Linked DNA regions of Homo sapiens: region 2 is linked to region 1. A link is a loop called in an ENCODE intact Hi-C map of the cell type or tissue named here. Cell type or tissue: psoas muscle. All regions are shown on one strand. Each heading gives the region's core, and the rest is flanking DNA. Links, peaks and the distances in the headings are about the cores only. Region 1 overlaps CHD2 (chromodomain helicase DNA binding protein 2). Region 2 overlaps CHD2 (chromodomain helicase DNA binding protein 2).

What was found. Hi-C counts contacts between places; a loop is a spot of excess contacts. Peaks named below come from ENCODE experiments on the same cell type or tissue, not always from the same donor. Only the 100,000 strongest peaks of a DNase experiment are listed, where the experiment ranks them.
Region 2: a loop joins it to region 1, with 2.4 times the contacts of the local background. A loop is called at or near these places in 45 of 110 quality-filtered maps.

The regions. Positions count from the first base shown.
Region 1 is chr15:92,988,085-92,996,582 of GRCh38, reverse strand. It overlaps CHD2 (chromodomain helicase DNA binding protein 2), which reads right to left. Exons shown (of 39, transcript NM_001271.4): 27 at 5,066-5,107; 28 at 3,585-3,724. Among named protein-coding and RNA genes, the nearest start is that of MIR3175, 88 kb to the right of the region's middle. In psoas muscle, for the core only: no CTCF peak of the experiment used is centred there; a DNase peak (open chromatin) is centred at 3,642; H3K27ac peaks cover 5,657 bases.
Region 2 is chr15:92,941,167-92,949,664 of GRCh38, reverse strand. CHD2 (chromodomain helicase DNA binding protein 2) reads right to left here. Exons shown (of 39, transcript NM_001271.4): 8 at 7,710-7,843; 9 at 6,597-6,822; 10 at 5,150-5,250; 11 at 3,800-3,844; 12 at 3,449-3,627; 13 at 589-713. Among named protein-coding and RNA genes, the nearest start is that of MIR3175, 41 kb to the right of the region's middle. RefSeq lists a silencer at 4,284-4,508. In psoas muscle, for the core only: no CTCF peak of the experiment used is centred there; no DNase peak of the experiment used is centred there; H3K27ac peaks cover 968 bases.

The sequences.
Region 1 (8,498 bases), core at 474-8,473:
CAAGTGTTTTAAAAATGAACTTGATCTTCACAACACTATTACTGAAAACACATGAGCTTAAGTTCACATCTAACACATGTGAAATGATGAACAAGTGGTGGCTTAAGAAAATTACACTAACCCAGGCGGGCGCGGTGGCTCACACCTGTAATCCTAGCACTTTGGGAGGCTGAGGCAGGCAGATCACGAGGTCAGGAGATCGAGACCATACTGGCTAACACAGTGAAACCCCTTCTCTACTAAAAATACAAAAAAATTAGCCAGGTGTGGTGGTGGGCGCCTGTAGTCCCAGCCACTCGTGAGGCTGAGGCAGGAGAATGGTGTGAACCCAGGAGGCAGAGCTTGCAGTGAGCCGAGATCACACCACTGTGCTCCAGCCTTGGAGATGGAGCGAGACTCCATCTCAAAAAAAAAAAAAAAAAGAAACTTACCCTAACCCAAATTTCAAATTAAAATGATCACAGAAGTAAAAATGAAGCCCCAACCAAATAGTCCAACTTGAAATCCATGAGATAATGCTACCTGTGAGAGGAAAACTCCTTTCAATAGAAAATGGGCAGCACACATGAATAGACACTTTATAGAACAAAATGCAAGTGACCCTTAGAGATGTACAACCTTGTTCGTTAAAAGAAAAATGAAATACCGTTTCTCACCTATCAAACTGGCAAAACTCCAAACGTTTAACAATATATTCTGTTTGTGAGGCTTGTGACAAACATTGTGGCACCAGACTTATGCAGAAGGATTTGGGAATATCGAAGCAAAGTATATACGCATTTTCCCAGGACCCAGCAATCCCACTTCTAGAAATTTATCCCAAAGATATGCTGGCAGAGATATGAAATGGTATATTCATTAGATCATTATTCATTGTGACTTTCTTTATAATAACAAAAGACCGAAAACAACCCAAATATTAAATACTAGGGGGGAAGTGTGAATTGACATCTATCTACATGGTAGAATACTCTGCAACTGTAAAAGGAAAGAGGATGATCTCTACATAATGATATGAATTTATCTCAGTCATGAAAATAAGCAGGTGCAAAAGAGTATGTTCTCTTCTGTGTAAGAAGGAAAATACACACGCACACACACTTAAATTTTAAAAGAAACAATCAAAGATAAACTTACAACTAATAGAAACAGTGACCTATTAAGGAGGAAGAGAAGGCAGCTGGGGAACAAAAAACGAAAACAAGATGCTCCAAATGTACCTTGTTTTATAGTTGTGACTTTGAACCATGTAAATGTTTTTACATAATTAAAAAAATTAAATCGAATCTAAATGAGAAAAGCAGTCCCTAAGTACTGAAAATAAATGAAAACAAAAGAGTCTAACTATATATTAAGGTGGTGGCATTAACCACACAGAGAAAGGAATAACTTTGAATAATTTAAACATATATTTTGACTTTATATTGTTAGTGTGATATATTCTAAGATCAAAAAGAAATGCAAAGAAATCACACTTCGCATTTCAGCATTCTTTTGTTAACAGTAAGATTGGTATTGGTATTTGGAAACATATGTTTGGGATAAAGCAAATATGTAATTATGTTAACATTTTTAGAAACAAAAATTTCAACCTAAGGGAAAAAAGGTATCAATAATCTTCCATTTGATCTAGAAATGTCAGCCTGGATTCAGAATATGCTGAATACCAGTTTACAGGAAATACAGGTGTGAGGAAATAAGTTAATACCAGGAAGAAGCAATCAGCCAGATCCAGAATGTGGACATGCACAAAAAAAAGGGAGACTTTGGGGAGAAGGGACTGTTAAGAAAACAGCTCCACAAGATACTATGAGATAAAAAAGCAAGCACAGAAAAGTGTGCATGCTGTACTACCATTTAAAAGGGAGAAAACATTATTCATTTCTCAAAAGCATCAAGAAGTAACAGGAATACGTTTTTCAGTTTTAAGCCATGTAGATGTATTACTTATTCAAAACAATTACATAGAAAACATACTGTACATTAAACCTAAAGTTTACTTTTGGGTGTATTCTGAATGTTATAAAAGCACATATTCAGATCATTTTGCAAACCATACAAGTTATTTGTCTTTTACAAAAAAGAACATTATCTTAAAATAAGTTTTGACTCTCTTGAAGATATTTTTAAATTATATCAAATTCAATAATATTAAGGTTATTATTGAATAATAAAATAATTTTTTATTATTAAAATCTTAAAAAGAAAAAAAGAAAATTTCAAAGCACAAATACTCACTTCTTAATAACAGCTAACATTGCAAGCCAGACGCCATTGCTAAACAATTTACAAGTATGGAATTATTCAATTATCCAAATCCTTTGAAGTAGATACTATTACTCTATTTTGCAAATGAGACAGTTGAAGGGATATAACTTGCCCAAAGTCTTATAACTAGAAGTGGTAGAACCAAAATTCCAGATAACTGACTGCCTCTTTCTCTGGAGCCTGAAGATTTAACCACAGCTCAACAAAGCTGCAGAAGGGTAGCCTTACCTAAGTAAAGGCTGTCCCCAAAAAATGCAGAAATGGCACAGATAAACCACAGTCTGGAGAAGTAGAATGATAATAACTTCATTTCTTTATTTTTTAATTAATTTATTTATATTTTGAGACAGGGTTTCGCTCTGTCACCCAGGCTGAAGTGCAGTGGCATGATCTCAACTCACTGCAGCGGCATGATCTCAACTCACTGCAGCCTCTGCCTCCTGGTCTCAATCGAACCTCCCACCTCAGCCTCCCATGTAGCTGGGATTACAGGTGTGCATCCTACTACTTTCGGCTAATTTTTAAACTGTTTGTAGAGACAAGGTCTCACTTACATATTGCCCAGACTGGACTTGAACTCCTGGGCTCAAGTGATCCTCTGGCCTCAGCCTCCCAAACTGCTGGGATTACAGGCGTGAGCCACTGCGCCTGGCCTCTCTTCGTTTCTTTAAAGTTCACTATGAGGGTGTCCTTACCAATAACTACTTCAGAGTTCTCTCCTCACAAGCATTCCTATACCTCTTGCTTTTAAAGATATCACACAGGACAGGCAAAATCACTTTCTGGTATCAAAGAGAAAACACACTGCATGTCCAATCCAATGAGAACAAATTCTAGTGGCATGAAAATCTCAACGTAACCCAAAAATGTTTACGATACTCATCCAATATTTTATTTATTCCAATTAATTCTCTAAATCCTTTGTGTTTGCCATAACGCACAATATATATCCAAGATAATTAACAATGCTTGTGATCTATAACACCTCTTATTTGCAGCCAAAATACAGAGGTGTCCACCAAGCTCTGCCCCTGGGTTTTTACATCACTCCGACGAATTTAAACTTTCTACAGCAACACAAAAAAAAACCATTTCATCTTTTTCTTCACTCTACACCTTCTGCAAATCAACTTCATTTGTGAGTAGACCTGTAGGAGAGTAGAATATTAAGCTCACAGAAACGCAGCTCAGAATAAACACCTGAAATCACTAGGCATGTGTGGTCCTCAAGCCTGTCCTTAAAACGCCCTTTAGCAACAGAAATCCAGTCCAAGAGTGCCAGGTTGCGAAGACTCACTAAAGCCAACTTCGCTTACCCTCGCTGGCATTTTCTTTCAGCTGCTCTTCGTATTCCTGCATTGCTGACACACAGCTGTTGTGGATCAGTTCACCCAGGCGCTTCAGATCTGCCACCGACTTATCTACCAGCTCAGCATCACGTGCTATGCACTCCAGCCTGAGGAGGAACAAATATGGGGACACTTTAGGACCCTGTGCCCACTCTTCTTAAGTGTCATGAGATGCCACTAGGCCTCACATAATCTTCTCCTGCAAAGACACTTTTCTTTGCGTTCCTTTAGTGGTCATTCTAAGGCTCCAACAAGAACCCCTGGACATTGACTGAAGGCTAACACATTCATTTTCCATCATAAAGAATTGTGTCTTGAATATTCCACAAAACAAAATAATTCCAAAAAACAGAGAGGAAAGAAAGAAACAAGCAAAGCAAAGTTTATTAAATAAATAGGCTGTTAGTGGCAGCAGGTGAAGTGCCTGAACACCATCCGTACTAGCTTGCTTCTTTTGTGTTCACTTTCCTTTCTCCAGCCTACTTTCATTCACTGCAATGCTCCTAGAAGCAGAGTATAGCTACTTCTACTATATGTTTAGTTGATCTCCATGTCATATGAAGCACACAACTACATTAACAGCTAAAAAACAGGCTGTCAAAAGGTGTCAAGCCCCCTTTTCCACATTCTATTGGCTTTTACGGTAACTGGCCCAAAAACAGACAGTCTACCCCTGGGTGGTCAGCAATAGTCCTGGAAAGATGCAACTGACCTTCTTGGCCTTGCTGTGGCTTAATGCTACACATCACTACCTCCTCGCCAAATGGAGAGGACCAAACAAAAACAGGCTTGTAATTTTCACCCACTCAAGAAGTTTATCAGAAGAAAGAGAAGGGAGCCCAGTATTTCCTTTAAATTAGGGCTTTTTAGATTTTATAGGAAGTAAAGTACCGAACCATTTCAAATAGAGTCTTCTGTTAAAATCTAACTTCTGAATTATTTTCTAAATGCTTATAGAATAGTAACAACAGCTACCCTTTTGGAAGTTTTTATAGTCAAGGCTATGTTAAGTCCTTTGTATTTAATCCTCATAAAATCCTGCTAATTAGCAGAAGATTATAAAATCATAAAGAGCCTTTTACCTTTGACATTATTAAATCTAAGAACTAGGATACAAATAATAACTACATACATTCTTTTCAACTGGAGTTACATGAACATCTCTCTGGAAATTATTTCACGCACTATGGTTTTGAATATACTTGCTTTATCTCCCTCACGAAGGTGAAAGTCTTTTTATGGATGGCCTGTCTTTATCATCTTTGTCATCCCTCTGCAGAGAGACATGAATGAACAGGCACCCAATATATAAATGTTTGTAAATAAATGTTTCCAGAAAAAAAAATGTTCCCAGCATTAGTATTAAATGGAAAAATTTACCAAAAAAGAACGTACTATATAATAAAAGCAAAAAAGAGGAAGATAAGGGACTATTACACTGAACTTACCGTTCAAGAGGGAGACCAAACTTCTTATAAGCCTTGATGAACCTAAGAATAGGATCAATAAAACATATTAAAAAAACAGAGACTTACTTTAGTTATGTTGATGCTAGCATATCCTGTGATGACATATGAGCCATGCAAATTGTCAAAAATAGAGTGGACTCAATCCTTGCACTACCAAAAAAATGAATAAATGTTGAATGTCTTTGAAACTAGTCAACTTAAAATAATGACTGCTAAAAATCTATTCAAATTAAAGATCAACTTTATTCTCAGTGACTGTACATAAACCTGCTTAGATAACATGCTAGAGAACTGTGACTTAGCTCTAATATCCTTTTTAGAAGATACAAGTTTATAGACTTCACTGTGTCATAAAGGATTCAATCATCACGACTCTATTGTGACAAACCCTTATATCGTTTCATCAGCGTATTCAGTTCACCACTGTTACCTTCAATACCATATTTTTCGTTATTAGAAAACCAATGATTTTTCAGCTGTTAAGATTTTTTTGACTGTCTCAAATAGTTTTTGGAATAAGGCACAGTAAAATATGATTTAAAACTTCTTAGGCAAACAATTTTGGAAACTCTACTGACCTCTCCTCCCAAAAATCCAATCTATCTTCCTGCAAGTCTCTACCCTAAACTATGCTACATACCAACTCATGCCATCATCCCCATTCCTACAGGCTGGTCACCAGTACTTTCCACTAAAAACCAGGACTTCATGACACATTAAGGGCATCATGTAATATGCCAAATTACTATGATAATTGGGTTATATAACCATGTAAGGACAGATGCTAAGGGAAAAATGGAAATGAGAAGACATGGCTACAGAATAAAATGGGACTGAATATGACAATAGCTAAAAACAACATTAAAGGAACAGCGCAGATACAAAGGTTAGGAAAGTATTATATATGAACAAAACCTGAGGATTACTCCTTAACTGCATTTCTCCTTCTTGACAGACACTGAAATATTTTATGTCTAAATAACAACACTTCCGAAATGACAGACTAAGGGTCTGTGAAAATCTGCTCCCCCATAAAAGCAATAGGAATGCTGGCATAAACGGTCACAATCAGTATTGTCACAACTCTGGAAATTAACCAAATGCGTGCAGCCATCTAAGAAATTTATTCAAGAAAATGGCTCAGCAAGCTTCAAGGCATTTTTTAACTTGCACTATTCCCACCCCTTAACCCCAGCTGCATGACAGCCTTCAAAACTAACACTTCTGCAACTACAATAGCTGTGTAACCAGCAGCACAGCAGCCACTGGAGGGTAAAGAAGAGGTTGAGAGTTCTCCAAAAGCCCTATTCCCCCAGAATGACTGGACCTGGCTAACAGCACCCTAAGAAGCTCCATTCTCAGGCTTGTCTTTATTGGACTGACCCAGAACTCACTGTGTGAATAGCCCTGTCCAAAATTCATTGGTCAAAAACAATTAGATGCAAAGATTTAACACCATGACGGCCTGAGGCAACATTACCAACTGGAAATAACAAAAGGTTGAACAAAGACAAAAAGAAAAACTGGGAGGAAAGATGTTCATAGGATAGATACTCTGAAAAGCTCTGACATGTGCAGGTCTGTGTCCATGCAGAGGAAAGATCTCAAAGGGTCCTTCCGCACGCTCCTGGGACACCCTCTGCGCTTTGGCTTCTTGTCATCATCAGACTCTTCTGTCTCACTCTCAGAAGCAGAGGATCTCTGGGCCTGCCTCTTGGACTCACTGTCAGAGTCACTGTCATTTGTCTGAGCCTGAGAAAGACCTTGAGCAACTGTGCAAGCAGGAACTGAAAGTTAAGGCAGAGTTGTCAATTGCCTTCCAGAGCATTGAAACGTGCCCCAACAACACATACCCAGCCCTTCAACAAAGGCTGGTAGACTTACAGGCTCAAAGCATTTAAGGAAATCTCTGTTCAATCATTAGCTGACCACTAAGCTAAAGGAGTAGAGACTACACATAGCATGACAAGGATCACATAACATGACAAAGAATACAGACTTCAGATAACTAGTACAGGAAAGTCACTAAACAAGCAAATACAACAGCAGCGGCAAACACAACACATGGCTGGGAGGGGAGATCTGATTTCCAGAGTTGCCATATGATTTAAAATGTCCAGTTTTTCACGGGAAAAATTACGGGACATATAGAAAACCAAAAAGTAAGCTGGGCATGGTGGCTCACGCCTGTAATCCGAGCACTTTGGGAGGCCGAGGCGGGTGGATCACCTGAGGTCAGGCGTTCGAGACCAGCCTGGCCAACATGGTGAAACCCTGTCTCTACTAAAAATATAAAAATTAGCTGGGCATTGTGGTGGGCACCTGTAATCCCAGCTACTCGGGAGGCTGAGGCAGGAGAATCACTTGAACCCAGGAGGCGGAGGTTGCAGTGAGCCAAAATCGCGCCATTGCACTCCAGCCTGGGTGATAGGAGCAAAACTCCATCTCAAAAAAAAAAAAAAAAAAAAAAAGTATGAAGTATGAAGTATACATAGGAAAAAAAGCAGGTAATAGAAACCATCCCTAAGGAAGTCTAGCATGTAGGCTTATAAGACAAGGATGCTAATCAGCTATTATAAATATTTACAAGAGTTAAAAAAAGTCTGCCTAGAGAATTAAAAAGAAAGGTCGAAAATGATATCAATAGAAACAGAAATGCTGTTTAAAAACGGACATTTTTTAAAGAGTGAAATAGAAATTCTAGAGTTGAAAACTACAATAACGGAAATGAAAAAAAAAATCACTGGTGAGGCTCAGCAGCAGATATTAGCCTGAAGAAGAGAGAACTGCCAAATCTGAAGATAGGCCAATTGAGATTATCCCACGTGAGAAACAGAAAAAAAGAAATTAAGACTTTCCTTCAAAAATGAAGATGAAATTAACAGTGCGAGCTAAGCCAAAATAGAGAATCCATTGTTAGCAGACCTGCCTCAAAATAAAATGCTAAAAGAGAGTCCTTTGGGCAGACATGAAAGGACATAAAATAGTAACTCAAATCACATGAAGAAATAAGAGCACCCATGGAATAATAGAGTAAGTAAATATAAAAACAGTATACATGCATTTTTGTAACTCTTTTCCTTCTATCTGATTTTAAAAGACAACTAACTAGGCTGGGTGTGGGTGGCTCACGCTTCTAATCCCAGCCCTTTGGGAGGCCGAGGCACACCGATCACCTGAGGTCAGAAGTTCAAGACCAGCCTGGCCAACATGGTGAAATCCCATCTCTACTAAAAATACAAAAATAATTAGCCAGCGTGGTGGCAGGAGCCAGTAATCTCAGCTACTTGGGAGGCTAAGGCAGGACAGTCACTTGAACCTGGGAAGTGGAGGTTGCAGTGGGCCGAGATTGCACCACTGTACCCCAGCCTTGGTGAGAAGAGCAAAACTCCGTCTCAAAAGAAAAAAAAAA
Region 2 (8,498 bases), core at 165-8,164, 47 kb after region 1:
CTTTAAACCTCCAGTGCTATCACTGTCTCATCTTTTTTTCACCCCCCCAAGATTAACGTGGTCTTATAAAAAGGATACTTTCACAGGTTCAACCTTCCTCTGAACAGGATAATCCTACAGACTATATAGGTAGGGAGTGGAGTGAAGGGAGGGGAATCACACTCTCTACAGCACTACTGTAGGAAATTAATTTAAAGGCTTCCCTGGCCTAGAAAGAAAATACATGTGAAAAAGACATCTTCTTCTTTCTTCTGAGTAACTCCTTCCACATTAAAGATTTGAGTGACTTAACTTGCTATATACACTCATGAGTAACATATGATGATACAGGTTTCTGGCTATGACAAATTACCCACCAAATAATGAAATAAAGTATTCTTTAGATCAGAATAAAATGGTATTACACATACATAAAAACTCCCAGGAAGCATTTCTCTCAATCATCTTTTATTTCTGTAATATGCAGCATAAAGATTTCTTGGTTGAGATACAATAAGGGTGTGAAAAAAGAAAAAAAAAATTCTTGACATCTAACAATAAAGAAGCCAGAAACAGTAAGGAAAATTGCACTCATATTTTTCTACCTACTTGCACCAGGAATGAGCTAGCCAGTTTAGACCTTCTAGCTGATAATCTCGAAGTTCCAGATTCTCCCCTCCTAAATATGCAGGTTGTTTCTTTAAAGCTACAAATCGTGGTCTCTGCTTCAGGGCCTGAAAAACAAAAGCCCAAGTCTGAGAAAATGTTCTTACTGCTACTATGTTAAAACGCTAGCCACAATTCACATATTCGGCATCAAAGCATAAAAACTCAAATTTCTTTTTTTGAGACGGAGTCTTGCTCTGTCACCCAGGCTGGAGTGCAGTGGCCCAATCTCGGCTCACTGCAAGCTCTGCCTCCCGGGTTCACGCCATTCTCCTGCCTCAGCCTCCCAAGTAGCTGGGACTACATACAGGCGCCCGCCACCACCCACGCCTGGCTATTTTTGTATTTTTAGTAGAGATGGGGTTTCACCATGCTAGCCAGGATGGTCTCGATCTCCTGACCTCGTGATCTGCCCACCTCGGCCTCCCAGAGTGCTGGGATTACAGGCGTGAGCCACCGCGCCTGGCCAAAAACTTAAATTTCATGTGTGTGAATCACCACCTCACTCCATCACCCCTTTCTTCATGGTTAATATTCCATAAGCCAGAGTTAGTTCATCCTCAAATAAAATATTTTTAGTTAACTTGCCCCTTTCCTGAAATAAATCTATGAACATCATTAAATAGCACTTTAGGTCTTGTCTATTATATGGCAGTCAGAGTCTCCTATTTTTCAGAAACAACTATCTTTCTGTTATCTGATTCTAAAGAGTACAAAACATTGCCTCCAGCTGTCATATGCTAAATACAGTTGATCTTCACCATAACAGGATTTGTAAATTCAGAAATGCCGCCCATCTACCTTAAACCCTTTAATTGCGTGAATTTGGTTTTCCCTTCAGAAACAAGCTTCTGAAGGGAAGGTTGTTTTCACCCCCAGAAGCTTAAAGGATAGCATTCTAGTGAGGTCAGTCTCTATGGTTTGCATAAAATGTGGATTCTGTGGCCAAATCAGTTTAGGAAACAACCGATCAAAAAGTTATACAATTTCTTTACTCATGACTTTTCAAAGTCTGAAATGTGTGTCCATAGCGTGAATTTACAGGAGAAATTCATTCAGGGATGTATCTCAAAGTTACATGGCCAAAAAGTCTTTTTTCAGGGGACTTTTCTCTGAAGATTAGTGCTCTATAGCACACATTATGAGAAGTATCATTCTAATAAGAATATTTGATAAGGTTATTGATGTGTTCAGTTCTCTATGAGGGCGGCTGGCAGTGAATGGAATCCGACTGCTTACTCTCAACTCCAAAACCCAGCCATCCATCCACTCCTACCAAACCTACCCCATAACTGTTCTCCCATCCACTCCTTCCACGCCACTGTTACTTCCCTTGTCCTCACACTACTTCTTCATTCGTGGACTTCAATGACATCTTACTGGCTGGACCTTCTGGCTTTAATAATTACTTACTCCAGAGTCTCCTATATACTGCTATTACATGAAGCTTTCTAAATAAAACTATTTCATAATGCCACTGTACTCAGCTGTACGAATACCTAGGAGATAAAGTCAAAATACCCTTCGAGGTAGCCAAGACACACACACTTTGACCTTGATGTACTTGTCAACATCATTCCTCTTCTCCTCACCCCTGGGGTCTAGTAGTTCTCCTATTGAACTATAAGAATCTTTCTCTTGATACCTTTCACAGGAGGGCAATACCCTGGGCCCCCTCTTGTCTGTATAGCCAGCAGCACCAATCCATTATACAAGGGCCAGATGCAGTTCAACAACCACAACTTCCTCTTAAAACCCATTCAATGACCACTGGAGCTCAGAGACTTCTACATTGGTGCTTCTCTGACCACATTTTCCCTATCACACTCTTTGGCAATTAAATACTGGTTTTCACAGATAGAATTCTAGTGCCATTAACATGAATGTCAACTTCTCAGAGACGTATCACTTGTCTGATATTTCATTACTGAGGACCCAAGCACATCAGTTTCCTGATGGAATAAATTCCAAGGAAAGGATTTATTCAGCCAATCTAGCAAATAAGCCTATATATTTAATTTCTAACTTAGAATTCAAAGACACTCGCCTTTTCTATCACTTCCCGCTCTCTATTTTTTTTTTTTTTTAGAGAACGGGTATCACAATCTTCCCCAGGTTGGCCTCAAACTCCTGTGCTCAAGCAATCCTGCCGCCTCAGCCTCCCAAGTAGCTGGAACCACAGGTGTGAGCCACTGCAACTGGCTTCACTTCTCTTTTAAAGTGCCTAAATGCAACTGGGCATGGTGGCTCACGCCTGTAATCCCAGCACTTTGGGAGGCCAAGGTGGGTGGATCATTTGAGGTCAGGAGTTTGAGACCAGCCTGACCAACATGGTGAAACCCCATCTCTGCTAAAAATACAAAAAATTAGCTGGAAGTGGTGGTGCGTGCCTGTAATCCCAGCTGCTCAGGAGGCTGAGGCAGGAGAATCACTTAAACCCAGGAGGCAGAGGTTGCAGTTAGCCAAGATAGTGCCAGTGCACTCCAGCCTGGGCGACACAGCGAAACTCTGTCTCAAAATAAAATAATAAAATAAAATAAAATAAAAGTGCCTAAATCCTTTCAAGTATTCTCTCAAATATCTCTATTTCTAATTATGTAAATTGCAAGATTAAACAAGTCAGCAAAGCCATGAAATAATTCATTCTCTCCTTTTGCTTTAATGTCATATTTAAATCACCTTCTTTCACTTCAAAATGGCAATCATCATTTCATTTTGTAATATTTTCTCAGCACATATGTGTCCAATCCTCTTTATCAGTATATCTTCTCCCTGAAAAAACAAAAGCCAACCATCACCATACCTTGCATTCTCTTGTTGGGATGGTTTTTGAGTTGTTCCTACTGTGGAAGCTGTCAATGCAATTCTGGAATTTCTTTCCAATGAGGGCTTCATCTTCCCAGCTACACTCTGAATAGGGGAGTCCCATCCATTTACATAGATATTCGGGCTCATTTGAGGGTGCCGGCTTCCGACTATGAGCTATTTCATATAAAAAAAATTTATAGATTAGCAACTGTCAATTAAAAGTGAAAAATGACATTCTGTTTTATGCATAATCAATAAAACATCATGTGGCAAAACAAAATAATCTGCAAAACATACACTGTTCTGAAATGTTGAAGAACATTTATAAATAAAATTTCTTGCTTACCTGGAAAATCTGTTTGACCCAATGTAGATTTACTTGTCTTCACAGCTAAACAAATAAAAAATAAGACAGAAAAGTTATAAACACAATGAAGAATGAAAGATTTTGGGTTCTATGAATAAAATGTAAATATATTCTACTACCTCACACCTTAAAAAAGAAAAAAAAAAAATGGGATTATAGTGGCTCACGCCTGTAATCCCAGCACTTTGGGAGGCCAAGGCAGGCAGATTGCTTGAGGCCAGCAGTTCAAGACCAACCTGGCCAACATGGTGAAACTCTGTCTCTACTAAAAATATAGAAATTAGCCGGGCGTGGTGGGGGTGGGGGGTGCCTGTAATCCCAGCTACTGGGAAGGCTGAGGCAGGAGAATCACTTGAACCCGGGAGGCAGAGGTTGCAGTGAGCTGAGATCACGCCACTGCACTCCAGCCTGGGCAACAGAGCAAGACACCATCTCAAAAAAAAAAAAAAGAAGAAGAAGAAGAAGAAAAAAATTCTTTTTCTCATCTCTCTCTCAGGCTGACACTCCACTTCTCTGTTCCCCTTTGTAAGAAAACTCCCCCAACGAGTTGTTTATACTTGCTATCCCCTCTCATTTTCTCTTGAACCTACCCTAATCAGGCCGCACCCTCACCACTCCATGGATGCGTTTTGCCAGTGCCAAATTCACAGATCAAGTCTCAGTCCTAATCGTCCTTGACTGACAGCATTTCCTCTCTCCTGGCTATGTGAATCACTTGGCTTCCAGTACACCACTCTCTCTCAGCTCTCCTCCTGTCTCACCGACTGTTCTTTCTCAGTCTCCTTTGCTAGCTTCTTTCTGACTTCCAAAAGCTGAAATGCTCTCAGACTACTTCTTCTTACCACGTGATACTCTATTTCTGATGGTCCTGTTCAATCTTGGCCTTTAAATACTAAATACTGATAAATTTCCAAATTTAAATCTCCAGCCCAGACTAAAGAGTCCTAAGCTCCAGGTTCACATATGCTCCAGCCTTCACTATATTCTCCACTTAGATGACTAAGAAGTAAATCAAACTTACAAATATCAAACTAAGCTCTTGGTCTCCACTCCAATGATCAGCTCTTCCCTTCATCTTTCCACTTCGGTAAATGGTACCTCTAAACTTCTACATGTTTAGGCCACAAATCTTGAGGTCATACTTAACACCTCTTTCTCTCATCCCCCACATCCAAATTTACCAGCAAATCTTCTTAGCTTTTCCTTTAAAATAAACCTAGCACGTGTCTAGTCTCCAAAGTGCATTTTTAAAATTTACATTACTTCCAAAAGCAAAAGCCACTATTCCTCAAGTTCAAATATGGCTGAAGTGAGTTACCATGTACTTACCTATTACTCTTTCTACTATCTGATACTGTTTATTCAACTCTGAAGCCAGCTCCTGTTGGCAATTGAAATATTCTACATCTTCAGGAGAAACTTTCCCTAACCTGAATGGCAGACAGACAGAAAAAGTACACATAAACTAAAGTCTGGGGATCCACATACATCAAAGCAAAAGTCAAAGGTGGAAAAGAAAACCTATTTTTTACTCCCATCTGCCCCTTAAGTAATCTTTACTAGTAATTACGCCAGAGATTTTACAAAACAAAACAAACAAACAAAAAAAACACTTTTAGAGAACACTGAAAACCTTACACTCATAGAAGGATATACCAGTTACCTGCCTCTGATGTGTCCTGTCTAAAAAGAGACCCAAAAATAACTCTTTTATGTGATAGATTCATGTGGCAAATTCATACATCTCAACAAATCAGGATAATAAAACTGTACGCCTTTTCTTATATATATATGGGTTTTAGGATTGATTAAACATGACTTGGAAAACTAGTTATTCTTATTACCAAAACCTTTCAGATGACAACAGCAGCAACTTAATATTAGAATTATTATATTTCAGAGGATTTCAAATTTCTAACTGCTTTACAAGCCTACCTCACCATCTAAGGGGTACATATTTTCAGTTTTGAGTCAAAGAAAAAACATGTAATTTACTAAAGTAGCACATTTTGCACAGTAGTAAAACCAGAATTACTGTCCACATTCCAGACACAAAAATCTATGCACATTCCAGACACAAAAATAGGCTAATCACACCACACAGACAGGTATGTCTTCAGGCTGAGCTTGATACCATTATTACCCAGTTTAGGTTTTTGTGTGCTATAGCTCCACATATTTCCCATATACAACACCCAGACATTCAAGGCTGTAAGTAAACTAAACACACGAGGACTATCACAGTTTCAGTAGTTAACCTAATAATTTCCTTCACATCATTTCTGCAAATTGTATAAAACCAGAATTTGTTTTAAGTATATCATAACCCAGAGAGTTCCAGAATATTAACTCTCTACATCTAAGCCACCCCAGCCTAACTACAGGAAAATAACAAGGTGCTTAAGAGAATAAGCTCTGGATTCAGGGCATCAGAATTCAAAACCTGAGTCCACTTGCAGAATTGCTGTGTGCCGTATTCTCCCCATCTACAAAATGGGTAATAACAGTACAAATCTCATGCACTTATTGTGAAAACTAAAGAATGTGTGAATAACGCTCCATAAGCTAGTTAACTCCAAAAACTTGGTAGCCACATATAAAAATATAGTATCTGAAGGTCACAATCTTATAAAATAGAATTGTAAATGGCTCCATGTTTAGATGATCAAAGCAAAATCTGAGATTCTAGATAGCTGTGATCTCCATGCATTATTTTAAAACCTTCCCTTCTTTCAGGCTGCAAATACATTTCTTTAATCCATGATGGAAAATATACCATTGTTTGATTTCGTCCTCTTTTTTCTTGAAGTTCTCTAGTTTTTTTAGGCCCTTCACTTTCTGTTGCTGTAAGGATTCTTCACTCTCCCATGTGCTGTGGATGTAAGACCAACCCTTCCACTTGATGAGGTACTGGATTTCACCTTCATCCTTTTCAGTGTCAAAGTCACCACTAGGGTCGCCATTAGCTTCAATCGCATATACAGTAGTAGATGCTCCAGTGGCTGCAAAAGGATTAAGTACACTTGAAAGAGAGTATATTACACCAGATATTAAAAAGCTTCCCAAGAATGCAATTATCTGAAGACTCCCTTTGTGGATGAAGCACCAAAATACTTCAACTTGAAATAAGTACAAACTCACAAACAACACAGAACGGACTCAATCAAAAATTTCAAGTATTTTAAAAATGTAAACCACTTTTTACATATTCCTAAATTTGCAGGTGAAATCAAAGAAATCCCTTATTCAAAAACAATAAAAACAGAGCAGCAACATCCTTTTGTTTTGGTCCCTTACTAACTCGGAAAACAAATCCCTCTCTCCAAGACTAAGGATAGAACACCAAAATATCCTCCTCCAACCTCCCCTACTCGAAGTCCCCGGTTAACTTTCTTAACCTCAATCGAAGCCAGAATGAAAAAAAGAAAAAAAAAAAAAAGCCAAAAGAAAAAGCATTAAGTATTATTTTGGTATTTCCTTTACAGAAAGTTTACTTTAATGCAACTTAGTTATGAGATATCTAAATTAGATATTTAAAAATCTTCAATATTACCACAATATTTATTTAACCAGTTTGATATTTTCACAAGGAGCTTAAGAAACAAATAACCAAAGGTGGATTTGCTTAATGTTAATTAGCAGGTATCTCTGCTATATCACTGCTTTATAAAACATTGACACTTATCTATACTAGCTTAATTTAAAATCTTAAAGACATAGTGTACACATACCTTTGTCCTCAGCTCTGAAACACTGGGTCAGAAAGACTTCTACATATCACAACAAATACAGCAGTAGACTAAAATTCATCACATTAGAGTTAAAATACCTAAAATCTAAGTCTTACTAAGCATACATAAAATGTAATTTGCTCCCCAAATACACATACCTCCTTTCTTTCCCAGTCTTGAATCTAAGACCTTTTCAATAGTTTCACTATTATCTTGCTGTTCATCAACTCCTTCTCCAGTCATTTCAATGAGATCATCTGAGTCAGTCTCAAAGTCATCATCTTCTTTGTAACTGCAAGAGGAATAATGCTGAATAAATGAGAAATGATCTCTTCAGAATTAAACTGCCACACATAACCGTCACTAGAATAAGAAACCATACCCTTTTGGTTCCAAAAGCATGTTGTTTTATAGATCTGCCATTTACAGTAGGCTCAAAGCTTACTTTTTTTTCCTAAAGTGCTGATGAATGCTCCTAAACAACTGTAGGGAGTCTAACTCAATTTGAAAATAAAAATTCTATATTTATACTGATTTGTATAAGCAAGATATAGAAAACTATAAGGACACTTCTATTTTTTTCATTTTTTAGTATCAGATTATTATGTAAACAAGTAGACTACCACACAAAAAAAGAAAAACCATAATGGAAGAAAAAATTTGCTACTATTTCATCAGGCAAAAAGAGAAGCAATATTTCTAAAATTAAAAATGTCAACCCTGTATGTTGTCTCCCAGTAATAAGAATATGAAATTTAAGTATTCCCAGACTGCTGGAAGCTTCAACACAAATACTTCCTGGTTTAAAAAAAGAAACATATTGGCTAGGCGCGGAGGCTCACACCTGTAATCCCAGCACTTTGGGAGGCTGACACAGGTGAATCACGAGGTCAGGAGTTAGAAACCAGCCTGGCCAACATGGTGACCGTATCGATTAAAAATACAAA